Linked DNA regions of Mus musculus: region 2 is linked to region 1. A link is a loop called in an ENCODE intact Hi-C map of the cell type or tissue named here. Cell type or tissue: heart. All regions are shown on one strand. Region 1 has its middle 25 kb from the start of Pik3r4. Region 2 holds the start of Atp2c1 (ATPase, Ca++-sequestering).

Evidence for each region. Peaks named below come from ENCODE experiments on the same cell type or tissue, not always from the same donor. Only the 100,000 strongest peaks of a DNase experiment are listed, where the experiment ranks them.
Region 2: a loop joins it to region 1, with 2.6 times the contacts of the local background. A loop is called at or near these places in 5 of 42 quality-filtered maps.

Annotation. Positions count from the first base shown.
Region 1 is chr9:105,616,279-105,618,778 of GRCm38, forward strand. No RefSeq gene overlaps it. Among named protein-coding and RNA genes, the nearest start is that of Pik3r4, 25 kb to the right of the region's middle. In heart, a CTCF peak has its summit at 1,203 (motif pointing left); no DNase peak of the experiment used is centred here.
Region 2 is chr9:105,519,859-105,522,358 of GRCm38, forward strand. It overlaps Atp2c1 (ATPase, Ca++-sequestering), which reads right to left and starts at 1,399. Exons shown (of 27, transcript NM_001253831.1): 1 at 1,182-1,399. The coding sequence starts at 1,289. In heart, no CTCF peak of the experiment used is centred here; a DNase peak (open chromatin) is centred at 1,493; H3K4me3 peaks cover 1,897 bases; H3K27ac peaks cover 2,149 bases.

The DNA of each region.
Region 1 (2,500 bases):
GGGAATGCCTGGGGCTGGTTTGCCATTGATCTTCCTGGCCTGACAGGTGCATGAGTCAGCTACTTTCAAAAGGCTAAGAACAGAGTGAACATATATAAATCAAGGTTTTATAAATTAAATATTTCCATTTAACTCACACTATAATTTCAGAGGCATTAAATCTTTATTCAGATGACCTTTCACTGTCAGAGATGGACTATTTCAGCCTTAAGTTAGCACTGCCTACTGCGTCTGGAACACACAGTTATTTTGTAAAAGGGCTCCTAAGGATTACTGGAATTTATACTTAAGTAATCATTTCATAAAAAGCAATTTCTGTGCCTGAAAATGCATTCAGTATTCCTATGTTTCATCAGATGACATTTTTTCATTGAACATTCCAGGAGAAATATGCTAGACCATCCTCAGACCACAAAGTTTAAGAGGGGGAAACATTTAAAGGCATTAAGAGACAAGTTATCTCTATGTTCCATTTTTTCCTTTGGTACGTCAGCAGATCATTCCGTTAGGAAATGAAAATAAATGATAAAAATATGATAATGATGTTCTAGACATTAAAATGGCTAAAACACCATTTACTTCCTACAAGGAAAAAAATTCTCTCTGGAGCTTAAAGTTCTTAGGGAAAATGGGCTCATAAAGACATAAATCATCATAAATTCTAATGTAAATTCAATAAGATAAATTGACACAATAAACCTGTATACAACTGAGCCCCAAAACTAACATTATTTTATTTTCTGTGTTCTTTGGGTGAGACAAGGTCTCATGTAGTCCAGGCTGGCCCTAACCTTAGAATGTAGTCATGGATGAATAAAGGATAGAGCCTGAAGTCGAGGATGGCTTGAACCATTCATTCAGCTGCTCCCTGCTCCCTGGGTAGTGATGGGATTACAGTCATTTGCACCTCACATAGTGTATAAAACACTCTACAAACTGAGCTAGTCCCCCAAGCTATCCTCTGCCTTTTTTAGTAATTGTTGTCATTAACATCATCTTTTTTTGTTGTTATTGAATAACAGTATATGCCTAATGCTTTCTTGTACCCACAGTCTCATGTGGTCTCCTTGTTTCTATTTTAGAAAACAAGATACTAAGGTCCAAGAGGTTTTGAGCAGTTCATCCAAGAATGAGTCCTAGCTCTAAGACCCAGACTCTGGAATCCTGTCCCTAGCAGCTCAGATCCTCCCACTGGGATGCCCTGCCCCCTAGTGGATTTCTGCTCATTTTGCCCATTCCCATCACCCAGGAAGAAAAGTCATTCTCTTTCCTTTCCTTTCCTTTCCTTTCCTTTCCTTTCCTTTCCTTTCCTTTCCTTTCCTTTCCTTTCCTTTCCTTTCCTTTCCTTTCCTCTCCTCTCCTCTCCTCTCCTCTCCTCTCCTCTCCTCTCCTCTCCTCTCCTCTCCTCTCCTCTCCTCTCCTCTCCTCTCCTCTCCTCTCCTCTCCTCTCCTCTCCTCTCCTCTCCTCTCCTCTCCTTTTCTTTTCTTCTCTCTTCTTTCTTTCTTTCTTTCTTTTTTAATTACACATTATTTGTTGTGACTGTTTAATCTTAAACATTTAAAAACATGAAAGTGTTTTCTGTCACATCTCCTCCAGTATTGAAAGATATGATTATTTCTAAGAGGACAACTGGAAAGCTCTAAGGAGGTTCTGAACACATTCCAAGAACATACCCCTGACGTTGAATTCAACATGGCTTCTCTGTTCTCTGCAGCTAATTGTGTGTTCCCAACATCTCTCCCCAGATCGCATATATAGGCTTGAGACACGTCAGATCGAGTTAGAATGGCACTGAGATTCTTCGAGTACTCTCCTGGGCTCCCTAAAGAGACTGGCAATATATTTAAGGCAAGAAAGATATTCAAAGAGATCTGAATTTGTTTTTCTCTGAGCTTACCTGAATTCCTCTGCCTTAAGTACTTTTCTAATGAATCTCTCTCACTTTGGTACTGTTAAAAACCATCACAGTATTAAAATGCATAATTGAATGGCCTTGGTTTAATTAGGAAGGACTTGGGTTAATATTAGATTAGACTGCAGAAAGCAACATGGATAGATTTTTAAAAGTGAATTAGGCTGTTATTTAAGCCACTGTTCATCACAATCAGAAGGAGAAGGAAAGGGAGGAGGGGGAGAAAAAGAAGGGGAAGGAGGAGGAAGAGGAGGAAGAACAAGGAGAAGAAGAGGAGGAAGAAAAGGAGAAGAGGAGGTGGAAGAGGAGGAGGAGAAGAAAAGAAGGAGAAGGATACAGAGAAGGAGAAGAAAAAAAAGAAGCAGCCACCATCCTGGGTGTAATAGCATCAGAACGAGGGCTGACTGGTGAGTTATAATGCTCTATGTCCAGCCAGTAGGCCATGCTGTGGAGGGCTAGGGAAACCTTGGGGCTTCATCTTTATTAGAGAGCTAGTTTTTAAAAACTTGGTATCTTTCTATTTGCGAGAAACAACCACTGTGATAAAAAGATAACCAACAAAGACAGGGTTGTGTACAATCTTCCAT
Region 2 (2,500 bases), 96 kb before region 1:
GCAACCTAGCTCCCTTAATGCAGAGAGCCTGAGTCTCTAGCACTAGTCAAAATCATTTAAGATTTTAAGATGCAGTTTCCTTGATAATCCTAATGATCTGTCAGGTATTTTGTTTTTTGGTTTTTGTTTTTTTTTTTTTTTTTCAAATGAGGCATGAGCTTTGGGGAAAAGGGGTCACCAAAGGGTTTCCTTCTGCTGCCCTCTGCTTCCATTTCTGGGAAGCCTCTTACTAACTGGGTCATTTTCTACCACGGAGGAAAAAAGAACAGGACACTGGCAATATCTGTCGCCTGGCTCTGCCGTTCTAGAGAGAGCACAGGGCAGAGCGCTTGTGGCTGGTCATCTTCTATGTGGTGACAGACCTGTCTTTCATATTTCTAGTCCGTTGCCAAGCTTCTAAATGAGCTCCTGGATTTAAATGGGCCACACATTGTTCTCTCTCTAATCCAGTGCAATTACGAAAGCAGTTTTTAGATATCAATGTATAATGTAATCAATGTAATGAACACACATGTTTTTAAATGAAATAACCAGACATTTTAAACAGGCTTATTAAGATGCGTCTATACCCACATGCTAGAACTTCCTGTTGGAAACTGTAGCTTTCAATTGGCTAAAAGGATTAATAATTATTGTGCTCTGTCCCCTATGCACCACATATAAGAATCACCTATTATATCCAAATGATCTTATCAGCCCACTAATGATCTGATTATAGCCACACAGATAACCTTCATTTTGCAAATCCTAGTGACATTAAAATAATCACAGAAACATGCAAGAAAATAAGTGTGTTTCTAGGGTATACTGCTTCATCTATTGAGCTACGAACGGTTTCAGAATTTGTCTTCGAAACACTGAAAAAATGATCAAAGTATCAAAGAGTCACCTCCGTAGTATGGTAGGTTCATCTAGATAACGGAAGAAAGCAAAATAAGTGTCAAACACACACACCCAGAACATTTGCATAATTTATCTCAGGACCCAAACGTTCCACAGCCAAGTAACCCCTCACAAGCGGCAGGCTCCTCTGACTGCCAAGCTCGAGTAACTACAGGCTGGATCTGACCTCTGCCTATGAACACCAGTAAGCCAGCAGAGAAACATTCCCCAAGCTTCGACAGGCCACACCCAGAAATAAGCACCAGTTATTTTTAAAGTTAGCACAAACAAAATAGTACCTGCTCTTCGGCCCTTTGGCTTCTCAGCGTTGATAAATATTTCCGAATAGAGTGGAGAGGATACTTTTTCAAGTAAGAAAATCCGGACGGAGGCAATAAGTTCTCCATACTGAGGGGAAACCCGAGGGTCCTTGTCTGCCCCTCCCTGACAGCGACCAAATGCGACCTAGACACTTAGTCTCTGCTGCCTAGCCGCTCCTTTGAAGTGCCACCACTTTGCTGCAAACCGAGCAGGTGTCAATCTTATAGCTCCCCCTTTGAGTGGAAGTTCCTAGAGACAGCTGAGGGAGGCGGGTCATCTAGAAACCTCCAGAACTGCAATGCCCAGGAGCCAGAGGCAGGAAGAAGTTCAGGGCTGGCCCGAAGAATGTAAACAGCCCAGCGATAGCGATATGACTGACTGTCCTATTTTGAGCAGCAAGGCTCTGTTGCAAGCGATGTTAATATTAGCTAGCGGGTGACTTTCCATACCCACGGACTCTCGTGAGGTTTAATTTTAATTCTTCCGACAGTATTTCTGGTGATTCTTTCTTTCTTTCTTTCTTTCTTTCTTTCTTTCTTTCTTTCTTTCTTTCTTTCTTTCTTTCTTTCTAAGAGGGCATGACATGAGGTTTTCCCAGTTTCCTTTGAGCTTTCTTGTCATTACCAACACACACTAACAACCTTCAACTGAGCCTCCGCTCAAAAGTGTCAATTCATTTCAGCCTTGAGAAACGCTGTTTTAGAGTTCTTATTTTATTATTTTTATTCATCTCTCATATGTTACATCCTGACCACAGTTTCTCCTCTCCTCCCAGCTCCTCCACCCACACATTCCTCCTCCCCACTCCCCAGGAGGAGGAAAAGGGTCCCACACATAGGCAAAAGAGTCTGGGACAGACCCAGCTCTCAATGTTAGCATTTCCACATGAACCCGGAGCTACTCAGCCATAACATACATGCAGAGGACTTGGGGCAGACCCCTGCAGGCTTCCTGGTCTCTGCAAGTTCCCATGAGTGTATTGATTCTGTGGACCCTGTTAGAAGACTAGCACTGTTTGAAAACTAAGCAAATCACACACACACACACACACACTCACACACAGACACCACCCCTTCATGGACATTATGGGGTTGGCCAGCTCTGTGGACATTCATTGAGTTCTGTGGTGCATTGTGCTACGTGCCAGTAACCAGACACTTTGCATTTATTGGGCAATGGCTGCAAACAGATTCTTTTCTGAGTTAAAAGGCTTCTTGCCTTGAATCCTTATCGCAAAGCCACAGGCTGAACTCAGAACCATTAAATTTCCCCGAGGCTTTCTCCTGAGTATCTGTGA